Linked DNA regions of Homo sapiens: region 2 is linked to region 1. A link is a loop called in an ENCODE intact Hi-C map of the cell type or tissue named here. Cell type or tissue: HCT116. All regions are shown on one strand.

The links. Peaks named below come from ENCODE experiments on the same cell type or tissue, not always from the same donor. Only the 100,000 strongest peaks of a DNase experiment are listed, where the experiment ranks them.
Region 2: a loop joins it to region 1, with 14 times the contacts of the local background. A loop is called at or near these places in 9 of 110 quality-filtered maps.

What each region holds. Positions count from the first base shown.
Region 1 is chr11:75,893,358-75,901,357 of GRCh38, forward strand. The region is part of intron 5 of UVRAG (UV radiation resistance associated); the gene reads left to right. Among named protein-coding and RNA genes, the nearest start is that of UVRAG, 82 kb to the left of the region's middle. In HCT116, a CTCF peak has its summit at 3,653 (motif pointing right); a DNase peak (open chromatin) is centred at 3,664.
Region 2 is chr11:76,676,164-76,684,163 of GRCh38, forward strand. It overlaps the pseudogene GUCY2EP. Among named protein-coding and RNA genes, the nearest start is that of LRRC32, 9.4 kb to the left of the region's middle. In HCT116, a CTCF peak has its summit at 4,843 (motif pointing left); a DNase peak (open chromatin) is centred at 4,838.

The sequences.
Region 1 (8,000 bases):
TGAGCACTAAATGAGCACGAAAAGCTGAGTGGGGCTCTCCCTATTAAAAAAAGGGCCGAGAAAAGACAGCTTAGAGAAACTGCAGAACTTTAAGAATAATCCTAAAAGGGGAAATTTGAAAAGCTACCAGCGAGAAAGGAAATATTACTCACAAATTAGGCTGACAGCAGACTTCTCATCAGCAGCAGTAGATGCCAGAAGAAATAGGTCTTCAATGCGCTGTTAATTATTAATTGTTTCTAGTAAACTTTCAGTCAAGAGTGAGGGTAATTTGAGACCAGCTAGGGTAACATAATGAAATACTATCTCTACCAAAAAAAAAAAAAAAAAAAAAAAAAAATTAGCCAGGCATGGTACATGGCTGTAGTCCAAGCTACTTGGGAGGCTGAGGTGGGAGGATTGTTTGAGCCAGGAATTTGAGGCTGCAGTGAGCTGTGATCGCACCATTGCACTCTAGCCTATGTGACAGAAAAAAAAAAAAAGCGAGGGTGAGAGAGCATTTTATTGATTGAGACAGAGTCTCACTCTGTTGCCCAGTCCCACCTCTGAGTAGCAGGGATTATAGGTGTGAACCACTGCACCTGTCAGGGATAGTTTTAAATGCATAAAGATTGAGAGTTTACTACCCACAGACCCTTTACCCATGCTGAATGATGCACATAGAAGATGATACCAAAGGGAGCATATAGTGTATAAGAAAACAGCAAGGGGTATACAAATGGTTAAAACATTAGTGAATTTAATTTCTGACTGTAAGCTAACAAACAAAAATAAATATCTGATAAACCTATGTGTTTTAAGGTGAAAGAAGCTAGGCCATTGTTATTCAAAATGTAGTCTGGACCGCTGCTTGTCTAGGAACTGTCTGTCACAATCTGTGGTGAGCAACGTGGAAAAAGTGAGGGTAAAAGTTTCAAAACTTCTATAGCAATTTGACGTTATTGTGACTCTTCATTGTATTTTACAAAAGTATCAGTTCACAATGGAATGAAGAAAAAAAAAACTCCAGCCAACTGGTCTTTCCCCACAGAGAGTGAAAAGCATTGCCCTAGACAACAATAATGAGAGTGGGTGTTCAAAGGGTTAAGACTCATTGAGATCACTGATTTGTTTGGGAGGAGGATAGAGATAGTAACCAACTTTAGAATTTGCTAGAAAAAATTTTGGTCAAGTGTACATGTTAAAAATTTAAGGATACCTAGTAAAGGCTAAAATCAGAGGGCTGAGTGTGTTGGCTCACACCTGTAATCCCAGCACTTTGGTCTCAAACCCCTGATCCCAAGTGATCCGTCCTCCTCAGCCTCCCAAAGTGTGGGGATTACAGGCTGAGGCACCCTGCCCAGACTGTATAATCCTAGCACTTTGGGAAGCTGAGGTGGGAGGATCGCTTGAAGCCAGGAGTTTGAGACCAGCCTGGGCAACAAAGTGAGACTCCCGTCTCTACCAAAAAAAAAAAAAAAAAAAAGATGGAAAGCAGAGATTATAGATTTCTAATTAGCAGAGGAAAAAAGGGAATAAAGTATAGAAAGCTTTGTCAACTTGGTAGGTAACAGAAAAGGAAACAAAAGATAAAAAGAAACATGTAGTGTGGGGGTAGCATTATGTCCAAATATATTTGTAATCACAATAATTATAAATGGATATCATATAGTTTTGAAGTATTTCGTTTAAAACTTTAAAAATGCTGAAGCAACAAGGCTTTGAGAACAGGATTAAATTTTAAGAATGAGTGTTTTATACAGAAGAGGAAAAGTTACCCTTAGGAAGCAATGACAGAGCACATTTTAAAGCAGCTTTCAATAATGCCTAAAATTTTTGTTGACCAGTTCTTTGGCATTCTTCTTTTTTACATTAGCTGTGACCAGAAACAGTTTTATTATTATTGCTGATGATTTTGTTGATGTTAATACTCCCTCTGTCTACATTATCTTAATATGTCTTCAGGCACTATGGATCTAAAAGCTGAAATTACTTATCTGTTCATAACTTTTCCCTCTTTGTTTATCTGCTTCTCCCAAAGGCTTTACATCTTTCTGTTGAGTTTTTAGGAACCAAAATCTCTTAACTATAGAATACAATGGCTAAGTAGTTCATTTTCACTTCCAGGAGTGTGTTGGACACTACCTAATACACTGAAAAATTTTTCATTAAAATAAATACTGGATTTTAATCCTTTGTTCAGTAACCTCTTCTGGCATTGTTAGGGAGTGATATATTCTGGTTAAGCGTATGTAGCAAAATGGTCTTTATTTGGCATACAAATGTGGCACTCTGTTTTTTTTTTTTTAAAGGAAAAAAAAATAGAGATGAGGTCTCACTGTGTTGCCCAGGATGGTCTTGAACTTCTGGGCTCAAATGATCCTCCTACCTTGGCCTCCCGAAGTGTTGGGATTACAGGCGTGAGCCACCACACCTGGCCAGATACTGCAATCTTAAGTATTTAATAGCAATTCAGACAAAAGAGAAGTTGAATAAGTGATGATGCAAATTTTTGTCTTAGTTGTAAAAGTGATTCATGATTTTTTTTCCTGGCAAAAAATGTCAAGCGCCTACTACAAGCCTATTATTAAACTAGGTACTGTGGGATACAAAAGTATAAGACATGGATTCAAAATTTATTTTCTTTGTTGAGGAGATAAGACAGTATATATTCCAGAAGACATGCAGTTTACAAATGAGTTTAGTTTGAAAAATTGTTTTTGGTGTCATTTGTTTGCATCTTGCAGATAATGCAGGTAAGTTATAGCAGAACCTTAAATAATTTGAAGAGCACTTCAGGAAGAGGTTTTAATGTTTGGTGACTATTGGGAAGCAAAGAGGAGCTTTGTTATACCTTGAAGTTGGTGTGGAGGTTGGTGAATAAGGCTGGGTGACCTTTAGAGATTTCTACAGGGGTTTTCTAGGTGGGTTTAACCGCTATGATGGTGATTAGGGGAGGATGATAAATAAAAAGCTGTTGAGTCAGTAAGCTGGAAATCTTTCAGATCCCTATTCAGGATTTTGCCTTTAATGTATACAGGTAAGATTATCTTTGCCTTTATTTCATTTTGGTGACCACTCGTCTTTTGTGGGACTGCTGACAGCTGCTTTTTATGAATGCACAGTCCTAGTCGTTAGGAATATGGATATTGGAGTCAGATTGATATAAGTTTAATTATAGGCACTCCTGACAACTATTACTCCAGTAAATGGAAACTTCTACTCACTAGGCTCTAAATCCTATGATAAGAGGAATTACATCTCTAATGCTTACCATTGTATTAACACTATATCTCTAGCACAGTGCCTGGTATGTAGTAGGCTCTCAGTAAAACTTTGTTAGTGAATGAAGGTGAATGCTTGCTGTGTTTAGGGCTATCACAGCAATCATTGAGAATAAAAATCTTGAGTAGATGATATTTGTTCCACCCTGGGTTACCTCCAGCCTCAACTTTTGGTATTTATTTTTATGTAACTCATATTGGCATAATTACTCCAACTTTTGTGCTATTGATAAGGTGCAAAAGCATTAGACCAGTTGTTATAAGGCTGGAGTGAAATTACTTATAGACAAATCTCTAAAGATTAAAGAGCTGTGAAGGTAAGTATATAGATACATAGAGATACAAGTAAGAATTTCATTTTTCTGACTAGAAGCTACAGCGGTAATATCTTTAGAGTCCAGTAGATGGCAATACTTTCTCACTTTAATGGAAAAAATTAGAGCAGGCATAGAATCCAAGTCAAAAGGAGCAAATCTTTGTGGATGAAAGAAACCCAAGATATTGAAATAGCAATTTGGTGATGAATTTCACAAAAATAACCATATAACTTGATCGTCTCGAGTACATAGGCTGAGATTGAAGATTTAGGTATAAAAAGTTTCAGGATCTGTTTTGAAAGCCTGAACAAATGAAAACTCCTTATTTTATATTTTTCAATTTGTTCTGGTACTGTGTTGCTTAGCAAATCACTTAACTTCTCTCAGTTTTAGGTTCCTCATCTCAAAAGTAAGAAAATCCTAATTAGCTGGATAACACCGCAGGGAATATTAGTTATCTAGCCCAACACTCTTATTTTGTAGATGGAAAAACTGACGTTCAGGGGGCTCATGATTTATTGAACTTGACATGGCAAGTTAGCTCTATGCTACAGATGATAACTTAGACATAGCTATAATTTATTTTATTTATTATTATTATTTTTGAGATGGCATCTCATTCTGTCACCCAGGCTGGAGTGCAGTGGCATGATCTCGGCTCACTGCAACCTCTGCCTCCCAGGTTCAATCGGTTACCTGCTTCAGCCTCCCGAGTAGCTGGGATTATAGGCATCCGCCACCACACCCAGCTAATTTTTGTATTTTTAGTAGAGATGGGGTTTCACCATGTTGTCCAGGCTGGTCTCGAACTCCTGACCTCAAGTGATCTGCCCACCTCGGCTTCCCAAAGTGCTGGGATTACAGGCATGAGCTACCAGCTGCTATAATTTATTTATCTCTATATATCTATATACTTACCTTCATAGCTCTTTAATTTTTTTTTTTTTTTTTTGGACAAGTCTCGTTCTGTCACCCAGGCTGGAGTGCAGTGGCGCGATCTCGGCTCACTGCAAGCTCCGCCTCCTGGGTTCAAGCAATTCTCTCTCTCAGCCTCCCGAGTGGCTGGGATTACAGGGGCCTGCCACCACGCCCGGCTAATTTTTTTGTGTTTTTAGTAGAGATGGGGTTTCAGCATCTTGTCCAGGCTGGTCTTGAACTCCTGACCTCGTGATCCACCCGCCTCGGCCTCCCAAAGTGCTGGGATTACAGGCGTGAGCCACTGCGCCTGGCCCATAGCTCTTTAATCTTTAGAGTTTTGTCTGTAATTCATTTATTCCAGCCTTATAACAACCTTAGAGGAAGGTAGGGCCAATTTATCATTATTTGCTTAAAAGAAATTGAGTCACAGAGGGGCAAAGTGACTTCCTTTCATTCCGTGACTTAATCATTTCTGTACAATGAATTGCCCCTTTCTCTTTGCTCCTGAAGCCCTTTTGACATACCTCTGTTAGTAGCTCTTGAGTTTATTGTAGTTTTTTGAATTGTCTATCTCTCTCTCTTTCTAGAAGGTACAAACTGTATTTTAACTTTGTAATACCAGGCTCAGTAGCAGGCATCTAATAGGTATATAGTAAGTACTTATGGAATAAAAATGAATGGCCAAGATGTTAGGATGAGTTGTGGCAGAACCTGGATCAGAACACATCTCTCCCTCTTTATAGACGTGCACTTTCTTCGTTATACTACGTCACCTGTGAAGAGGTGATGTGATAGAAGATTTTCATCATTTAATTTTTGTTTGAGGTTTCTTCCATCATTTAATTTCACTGTGATTATATACTGTTAGCGACATCTCCTTTAACTTATAGCGTCTTAGGGGGGCAAGTAGTAGTATTTTCATTTTCAGGATGAAGATGCTGAAACCCAGAGAAGTTAAGAGATTTCCATGTAGTTAACTTTGTAGAACTGAGAAATTAAATAGGTGGTTATTTCCTCTTGCTAGTCATACTAATGGATACTAACTTGTTTCCAAAGCACGTCCCAAACAGTACGCAAGCAGAACATCATTCAGAAGTAGGGATTAACTGTCCCAAGTAAAGCCAATATTTTAATAACAAAGAGCTGGATATGGTGTATTTCTGCCCAGGTCTTTTAGTACATTATCAAGGAAAAGTTGGAAAAAAAATCATTTAAAAAGTCCATTCCTATGCATATTCTGTTTGGTTTTCCTTTCCCCTGCCTTACAAAATAGAACAAAGAAAGACTGGGAAAATCCTCAGGGACTGTTTATAATAGCTGCTTGCTTTATTATAAAGCATCTAGAGATCTGAACCCAGATTAAATCCAGGGTAAAATTTTATTTCTGAACTATTTGAGCTGGTGTGATTGTGTACTAACAGTATTATACTAGGTAAGTATAGAGCTTTTATTTATTTTATTTTTAAATATTTCTTCCATTTCTCTTCTCAGGAATACAGAGCTTTAAAAAAACTACCATTGCCAGTTTTCATTTACTGAGTGCCTGCTATGAGACACTATGTCAGAAAGGTTATGTATTTTTATTTAATTTGTGTATAACAGCCCCATGAGGTAGTTCTCCTGCTTTTATGAGTGAAGTACCTTAGAAGAAGGCATTAAACTACTGCCCCAAGCAAGATGGCATAGGTGGTGAATAGCAGATCCATGATTCGAGCCCAGGTCTCATTCATTTGAAGGCTTGTTTTCTTAACCGCTATGCTGTATGACATCTCCACATTTCTTCCCACTTCATATAGTGTGACAGCGTACCAAGTCTCTGCCTTCACATTAACCAGCACAAAGCATAACTAGTTGTGCATTGTGGGAATCAAATGAGAGAGAACACGTGCAAACACTTTGAACAGTATCAAAGTGCTTTATTCTACAGACTTTGTGCATTTATTATTGTAGAGTGGGCATGCAATGCCCATGAGACCATCAACCCACTGAAGTCCACAAAAGTTCCACACATTAGTCACTGTATTTGGCTTCCCTCTGAGTCTTTTTTCCCCCTTTTCTCTTGGATTGAATTAGCTTTTGACAGGTGTTTGGAAAATCATCTTATCCTGTAATTCATATTTATAAACCCTGCTGCTGCAGTGTGGTCCCCATTCTCTCTCTTCATTGAAGCCAGAGAATAATCTGGGAAAATGCCACGTTTCCTGTTATGAATTTGGAGGATCTTGTCTTCTTAGCACAATTTTTGAGCTTTTGAGAACTTTTAATACTGTAAAATTCAAAGCCAAGTATGGTTCTTTATATAGATGTTTTAGATTCTTGAGAAGTAAACAGAAACAGAGTTCGACTTGTTCTCACCAGGGGATTCAGAGAGTTTAAAATTTTGTTTTGTTTAATATTTTGAAAACTTGTTTTCACCATTCTTTTTTAGATTTGTATAGAGGGCATTTTTGAGCCTCCTCACCCCATCCTGTAAGTTAATTTCTGTTTCAACTGTTGTACAAAGCTGGGAATCTTCCCTCATTCTCTTTTTTTCTCTCTCCACGAATGCTAGTTAACATGCTGTCACTGTTGCCTTCTCTTCTTTCTCTCTGCTTTCACCGTTATAGTAATTTGGCCATACATCCTTTCTTCCTATTAGGGTGTATGCTCCTTTAGGGCTGAGGTTATGCCTTACTCAGCTTTAAAGTCTCAGACTTTGCTTACTGAATATTTTTCCATGAGTGAATGAAGTCTACTAGGATCACGTTGTTCCCATCTCTGTTTTAAGGTAGACTTTTTGCTTAAGGGACGGCTACTTCAGCAGGGTTACTTTCAGTCCTCATGTCATGGAGTAGCATTGAAGGCACTTAGTCCACTTCATACTTGGAGTGTGTGCCTGTGATTGTGATTATTTTCTGAGAATATTTGAAGTATGAACAAAAACATCTTCATCTCTGTTGATTTAAATTTAAAATAATTAATTTTAATTTCAGGATCTGTATATCTTTGCTTAATGACACTATTCTTATTTCTCAGTGCTTCTCACTGTTTTAAAGGAGAGGAAAAACATCCTCTGTTGTCTCAAACACTGGGCCAAATCTGAGGGGATGTACTCATTCAGCTCAGGTTAATTGTCTAAGAAGAGGTCTCACCTTTCCTCCTTAACTACTCAGTATCTGGGCTTCGTCAGATCTCAGAGCCAGGGGTGTCTAAGGCTTGATGATGCTTAACAGAGATACGTACACAGTTTTATTCGGCTTAAACTTGGCTGATGCCTAGAAGTGTTATTAATGTCCAAATGAACATATACACCTAGGAACACAGGCTGTCTACTGATTCATTAGGTAGCTGTAGTCATACAAACAAACACTGTATTTTTAAAAAAGTATACTCATTGCATCTGAAAATGTGCTCAAGTAGTAGGATGAGCCATTGTTTTTTTTTCCCTTGCCCATCAAGATTTCTTATTTTACCTAGGTTAAGTAGAAGACGACTATTTTCAAAGCTCACTTATGGTTTTATG
Region 2 (8,000 bases), 780 kb after region 1:
GTGGCCTCACCTCTGAACCCAGTAGAGTGAGGGCAGCCATGGACAATGGACCACTAGGGCAGTTTGAAGGGTGAGTGCGTTTGTATTAAGCTGTTCCTCACCAGTCAATGGCACAGCTTGCGGTGCTCCCTGCCCCGGTCAGCATTTGAGGGTTTTGGCAGCAGCTATGGTCTTTGTGCTGGTTTGTTTCAGGGAGAGAGAAGTGGTTTTCAAGCTTTCCCTGGCTGTGGTCAGGGGATGTAGGGAGGAAACCTGCCTAGAATGTAGCTGTGGCTGCCCCTCAGGGACAGTATGGGTAGGCAGCATGAGGGTACAGCGTTCCTCAGGGGGGCAGGTGGAAGCCCTCAAGGGGCAAGTGAGGGGGCGAAGGCCTGGGCACACCCAGTTGTCACTGGGACAGGGTCTTCTTAGGCACAGGTCACAGAGCCCCCATCTTGTCCTAGTCATGTTGCCAGCTTCCTCATGACCATAGGATCTTCCTAGAGTCCTTCAAGTATTATCCATTGAGGGGAAGCTGAGGCTCTACAGGGGCAAGGAGGAGGCAAGAGGGGGCTGCCCTCTCTGCTACATTGGATTTTCACCCCCTTCCCCTATGACATTTTTCCACCTGCTGATGAGAGCCACATGCACTCGCCCCACAGACATAGTGCACCTGCAACAACAGCCCAGCCACAGCCACACACACATCCTTCATATGCACCCTCAGAGGCAACATGAGATGCACAGGGCCACGACTCACGAAAGCAACAAGCATGCATCGACCTCATACACGAATTTCACGTAGGCACACACACGATTCACAAACATTCAGACATTTCAGAGACGCCCTCAAAAGTCACACAGTCACCACACATGGTTACATACATCCTGCACAAATCCAACTCTCAATTAAACACATGTGCAAAACACAACACAAACATGTACATTGAGCATACACCGTGTACACACACTATATCCATACATCCTACACGAACACCACACTCACAAACATACCAGACACATTGCACACAAACACAGCTCACATCCAGTATGTACAATAAAGACTTAAAATACCAAGGCTCCCCAAACCCAGTGCACACACAGCAGAGAGCACAGATAAGCCTCTCGTCTGTGTGCATGGACGTGCACACACGCACACACGTGAGCATGCCTGTACACACAGGCACAGGTGCACATGGTCATGGGAACTAGGCTGTCATCTCGCGTGGCTTGTGACTCTGATTTTTCTCAGAAGCAGACCACACATAAGTCAAGTGGCTTCCACTAGGGCTGGTTTCCTGAAGTGAAAAAGGAAAGGAGGGGAAAGGACATAGTTTGGGCTAAATTAGTCAGACAGACTCCTTTGGCCTCCCAGGAATCTCATAATTAATCCAGCTGGGATGCTGTGAGCTTCAGGCCCTGGGAGCTGGGCTGGGGCTTCAGAATGCAGAGTACTGCATCCTGTCTCCTGAGGGATGGATGCCAGGCCTTGTCCCCAAGCCAATCCCTCTGAAGGTCTGGAAGCTTAAAAAGGGGTTATGTGGCCTCAGGGCTGCCACTCCCTGACCTCTTCTAGGCTGTGTGACTTCAGCCTGCTTGCTGGTTTTTCTCTCCTGTGGTGCTGGGGTCAGGAGACCCGGATTTGAGGCCTGAACCTGACTCCCAAAACCAAACTTGCCTCTGCTGGCATCAGTGACCACCTGGCCTCCTGGTGGATGGGCTGTGCTTCCTGCTGGCAGAGGCAGCACCTGCCTCCTGGGGAACATTCTGGGCAAGCCCTCTTGTACACGCCCCTGTTTCACAAGCCCCTTCTGGGTCTTCCAGGTTCCCTTCAGCTGTGGCCCCCTCCTCTCATCTCCTCCTAGCCAGACCCACAAGGGAGCTACCTGCAAGAAAGCCACTCTTGCTGCCTCCATTGCCTCCACTCTCCACCTGTCTCCAGCCCCTCATTCCAGCAAGCACATCCATGGCAGAACTGCTGTGGCCGGACCGAGGGACAGTGTCCACGTCCCTTGGCTATGTTCTTCACAGCTTCCCCTCCTCCTTTAATGGCCTTCTTCCCGTGGCACCTTGGAACACCCCCTCCTGGCCCTCCTCTCTCCTCTCTTGCATCTCCTTCAGGATCCTGCTGCGGGCCCTTCTCTTCCTCCTCCACCTGATTTCTAAAGGTGGAAGCTCCCGGCTCTCACTCCCTCTTCGGCCTGGCGTTTTCTCCCCTGGCCCTTTCCCCAGGGCTGCTTCCTGGCCCAGGATCTCTTTTCCCGCTCATCCACTCAGGCCCCACATGGCAGCAAGATGGAGTCTCTCCAAAACACAGGTTTGACCAGGTCACCCTCCTGCTTAAAAGCCTTTGATGGCCCAGGGCGTCTGAGTCCACGTCACACTTCCCGTTTTCCTGTCTCTTTCACCACACATTGGGGCCAGGTTCTATATCACGAACCCACATACATCCTCCACCATCTCCTCTCCCCTTTCTTGCTCTCCCTAGCTGTGCCCAGTTAGCTCTATCAAAGTCCCTCTCCCTCTCTCTTTCTCCTGCCTCTCCCTCCCCCTCTCTCTCTTCCTTCCCATCTATCTCTCCCTCTTTCACCTGATTTAGAGTTACCAGAGGTGAGGGCTGCAGAAACTACCTTGTGGGGTTTCCATGCCATTAAAAGGAAAAAAAAAGCCGAGCCTCCAGTTCAAAAAGCTCTTCATTTCCCTGCTACATAAGTCCAAGAGGCCAAGTGAGAGGGCATGGTGGCTGTGGGAAGAAACAGCCCTCCAGTGGGCTTCCCCAGGCGGGTGGCCAGAGTTCATTAGTTTCTCCGCCTTTTCATTCTTCCGTGTCCCACCTACCCTGCAAGTTCTGACCTTGACCTGGGCCCATAGCACACTCTGGCATCTGCCCCCTCAACTCTTCCATCCACATCCAGAGACCTGGCTGCTGGCCTTGGCTTCACCTGGCCTCACCTGCCCCGTCCTCTGCACCCTACTCCAGCTCCATTCGCTGGGCCCTACCTTGCAGCTGGTGACCTTGTCTGAGTCACCTTTTTCCATATAGTATTTGGCTGGGGCCCATAAGGCCACCAGGGTGGTGCAGGTGGTGGGGGCTTTGGAGTTGAGGTCCAGTTCTGCCACTGGCTTGCTGGGTGACCTTGGACTGAGTCTCAGTAGCTGCATCGAAAATAGAGAATAATCTTTGCCTTGCATGATGGAAGTGAGAGGTACATTGCAGATATTCCATCCACATTAGTTCCTTCTTTCTAGTGAAATAAAGACCCTCCCATGGGCTGCCCACAGGGGAAGCCTTGGAGTCAGTGCCTGGGGAGACCTGAGCCACCCCTTTAAAGGGTTCCTGGACCTTGGACCAGTCTTGTAGTTGTTCTTTGGGTAACCACCAATGAATAAGGAAGCTGAGGCTGGGTGCTGGTGGGCTGGGGACAACACGGAGATTTGGGGATGAGGGGTGATGGGAAAAGGATGGAGAAAGGTGAAGCAGCTGCCAGGGAAGGGACTCCGGGAAGGAGAACTGAGGCTTTAAAAAGTTCATGAAGTTTGGCTGCGTGGTGAGCCATGATGCGTTGTCTTCTCTGGCTCCCAGGAATTCTTCACCAACTCTCCATTTCTCATAGTTGCACTGGGGAGTTGGATGTGGTTTTAGTTTCTGTCAAAGTGAAGAGTGTGGGCTCAAGGTGAACACATGGGAAGAACAGAGACTGCCCTCATGGCCAGCTCCCACCAGCCCATGTCTGTAATAACAATTCTGAAAATATGCTGAGACGATATTGTGATGTTCCTCAAGCTGGAAGGATTTTGTACCCGGACACAATAGTGATGGGGAAGGTTATCTCCAGGCCACTGGCTCCAGGCCTTAATGGGTAAATATAACTACTAAAAGGAATACTTTTTAGAATAAAAACTCTCTAGGTTGAAACTGGGGGTCAGAGGGATTTGGAAGGACAAGACGGGCCAGGGCATAGGGATAGAAAGGGGCTGGGCAGCCAGGGGAGAGAGCTGGCAGGGCCAGCTGGCAGGAGCTCCTCAGCAAAGGCCCTTGGTCATCAGTAGTGCACACTTGCTAAGTCGAAAAGTGACGTCGCAAGGTCTGCGTTGCAGGTAGATTAGGGGTGGGAATAGAGGCAAGAGAGCAGCATGAAGCCTGGTGCCCTTGTTGTGGACCGAAGTCGGAGACCATCGTGGCAGGCCGCACAGGACTTGATGACTGATTGTGGAGGTGGTGGAGAGCTGTCATGAGAAGGACAGGGAAGAGAGGGCCATCACCCATTTCTGCACCAGGAGACCAGGCAGAGCAGTCAGGGTAATTTGTGGCTCACGGGGAAATGTCCACAGATCAGAGATGCTTCTCCTGTCTGTAGATGGGGCAGTCACAACTGCCTCCCAGGAGAGAGTGTGATAGGCCACAGGAGCCAGCATCCAGGCAAGAATGGTATACGATGATCGCCTATGCGTTATGTCATAGAAAATGTTAGTGTCTGGAGGCTGGACACATCCTGGACACACGCCAACTTGGGCCAGGCCTTTCCGGTGGGGACAGGACCCTGAGATCTGCTGTTTCACGATGCACAGGGGCCAGGTTCCATATCCTGGAGCCCACACTCTGCACTTGACAGAGCCAAAAACCACATCCAGCTCCCCAGTGCGCCAGTGAGAAATGGAGAGTTGTTGAAGAACTCTCTTTGTGCTTCAGTCATTCAGGGAAGTTTCCCACGTGGGACTCCTCCGTGGGGTGCCCCATCACTCCATGTATCCCCCTCCTCCCTCTCCCTGCTGGGCAGCGGAGCCCCGGGAGCCTGCGGGCTGGGGAGGGGCCCACGAGTCTCCTGGGTTGCCAGAGGGGCTCCTGGTTCACTCTGGAACAACTTGCCTGCCCCCTAGTGGATTGCTCAAAGAGTCTCTCAGGCCGCGGAAACCTGCGCTGGTCCTGATGGAGAGACTGGGGCCTCCAGCAAGAGGGACTTGTGCAGGGAAGGCCAGGTCAGAGCCTACATGGGAGGTGGCATGGCCAGCCCTTGAGAAGGAGCCGGGCTTGGGTGTCCCACAGCCCCGGGGAACGCAGCAGCCCATTTGGTTTGTCAGTCTCCTCTCAGAGCCTCGTGTCCTCACCACTCAATGAAGATGCAGGGTCCTGAGACGGTGCACACAGCAGGTGCTCAGTACATGTGTGGCCTTTCCCTCCTTCTCTGTGTCACTTCACCTCCCATTCTATGAGAGTGTAGACTCCACTCTGTCTTTTGAGCAAATCTTGATTGTCATGCACGTGGATTTCCTTAAAGGGAGGCTCACCTGCCACCACAGTAGCCTCCTTCACCTCCCCTGATCTGTCATATTTCTTCCCCACTGAACTTTACTGGCCAGACCCTGGGGTCACACAAACAGGGTTCAGATCCACCTTTGCCCTCCAGAAGCCCCCTTCTGCAGGGAGAGGCTGACACAAGACCATACCTAGAGTGTAGTCAGTGATGGACAGGGTGGCCCAGGGCTGAGGGGCCAGAGGAGGTCCCCCTCCCACAGCACGTTGGGATGAAAGGGAGTGTGTCAGGGAAGGATTCCTGGAGGCAGTGGCAGAGGAACAGAGATTTGGAGAGGAAGGAGTTAGCCAGAAGGAGTGGGAAACAGGGAGCTGGGAAAGAGCCTCCAGGCCGGTGCAGGGGTTGGAGGTGAGGGCATCCACTGCAGCATAAGGGCAGTGGTGAGCAGAGGCAGGGCTGCGAGGGGAGCCATGAGCTGACATGCTGCCTGTGCCTGGTGTGCCGGGATCCCAGCTAAGCATCAGATCAACCAAGCTCAGATGCAGAGAACAGCAGAGGAGAAACCAAAAGGCGACCTCAGGAGCTGGCATTGCGGGAGGGGAGATTATTTATTCGATGCCTTTGGGCTAGTTAGTTCCTTAATTTGTTCATTCATCAATTCAGCTTTCTCGTACATGCCTCTTCCTGGGCATTGGACTAAAGGAAGGAACTAGATAAGGTCCCTCCTGTCAAGTGAGGATCAGGCATGGCAGCTACTAATTCCATACCGAGGAGGACTGGGAAAGGGTTTCAGGAGAAGGTGGCATTTTAGGTGGACTTTGAAGGATGTAGAGGCATTCACCAGGTGTTGAAAAAGGGACAAGTCATCTAGGTAGAGAAAATAACAAGAGCAAAGATGCCGCATCATGAGGGGTTTGCAGAAGTGTAAGGAGTGTGTCATAGCCAAACAGTTGGTTGTGTAGGGGGCAGATGAGGTGGGGCCAGCATGTGTAGGGCCTTGAATGCCAGGCTAAAGTATTTGGGCTTTTCTAAGGAGTCCATCTCAAAGTGTGCCCACCTGCAGAACCAGGGACCAAGCAATTCCAGATCACCCAGCCCTGCAAGGACCTTCTGGAAGCCCATAGCTCCATCTGCCATAGTGAGAACCCAACCTCTAGAAATGCCAGAATGTCCCCTTGCTGGGAATGTACTCCAAGGGACAGGTGAATGGTCACAGGCTGCTGGGGGGAAGGCAGGGGGCCTTCATTGGCACCAGCTGGCATTGACTCATCATGAAAGCCATGACTTGGGGCTCCATCTCTGGGGTCCCATCTGAGCATGTGCATGGAAGCCCATGCGAATGCCGTGCTGGCTCCTCCTGAGGGCTTCCTCAGACTCACCTGGAAGGTGCTGTCCTCACCCCTGTTCTGCAGAAGAGGAAGTTGTGTGCTCACTGAGGCTGCCTCCCCTGGGAACCCTCCAGGGACCATTGCTGTTTTTCTGGGCTTTTGTAGCCCTGCATCACCACCTCAGATCAGGAGACAGATGGGCTGACACATACAAGGCACTTCATCCTCCAAGCCTCCAGTTCCTCATCTGTAAAGTGAGCAAATAACTCTCATTTTAGAGAGTGGGCATGGTTGAGACAATATGCATGAAGCTCCTGGCACACACCTGGCCCACAGCAGGTAGCAGGTAAGTGGGGAAATAAATGAGACATAAAGCCTCCCAGGAGGAAACGGCCAGCCCCGGACTGGGGCATGATGCAGGATCCAGGTGGGCATGGGCCTTCTTCCTTTGTCCCTAGCTGATGGAGGAAGGTTAGAGAGAGGTGAGAACCCTGGTGTGTGTTGTGGGGGGGAAATATGGTTTGGCTGTGTCCCCACCCAAATCTCATCTCGAATTGTAATCTGAATGACGTGTCAAGGGAGGGATCTGGTGGGAGGTGATTGGATCATGGGGGTGGTTTCCCCAGGCTGGTCTCATGGTAGTGAGTGAGTTCTCATGAGATCTGGTTGTTTTGTAAGTGTCGGGCGCTTCCCCCTTCTCTCTCTCTCTCTCTCTCTCTCTCTCAACACCATATAAGAGTTGCCTTGCTTCCCTTTGCCTTCTGCCATGATTGTAAGTTTCCTGAGGCCTCCGCAACCATGCAGAACTGTGAATCAATTAAACCTCTTTTGTTTATGAATTACCCAGTCTCAGGTAGTATCTTTATAGCAGTGTGAAAACAGACCAATGTAGGGAGTCTAGTTACATGCAGTATGTCAGCTCTGGAGCCAGAGTTTCCTCCTAGAGTCCTTAGGAGCCTCTAAGAACAGAGCTGACTCAGCCCTTCTCAGCAAGGGCAGTTGAGGGAGTGAGCAGAGGGGCAAGAGCTGCTCCCACCATACAGCCTTCCAGAGGGCCCAAGAGCATGAAGACCCATGGCTGAATCTAGACACACCCTGACAAACAGCACACATGCACACAACAGGTACTTGGACACACATCACACATATGGATACACATGGTATGCACACAGATACATGTGTCACTGCCCCAGATTTTGGGACAGGAAGGGATGTACCACTGCCCCAGATTTTGGTGCTCAGACACGCTCAGACACATAACATACACAGTAAAGCCACATACATGTAGACACACCAAGGCCATAAATGCATGTACACAGAAACACACGGACACATAAATGCACATATACACAGACAACATGCACAGATGCCCACAGATGAGCACATACATGCAGACACAGACACAATGACAACCCACACATGTCCACAGGCATAGGCACAG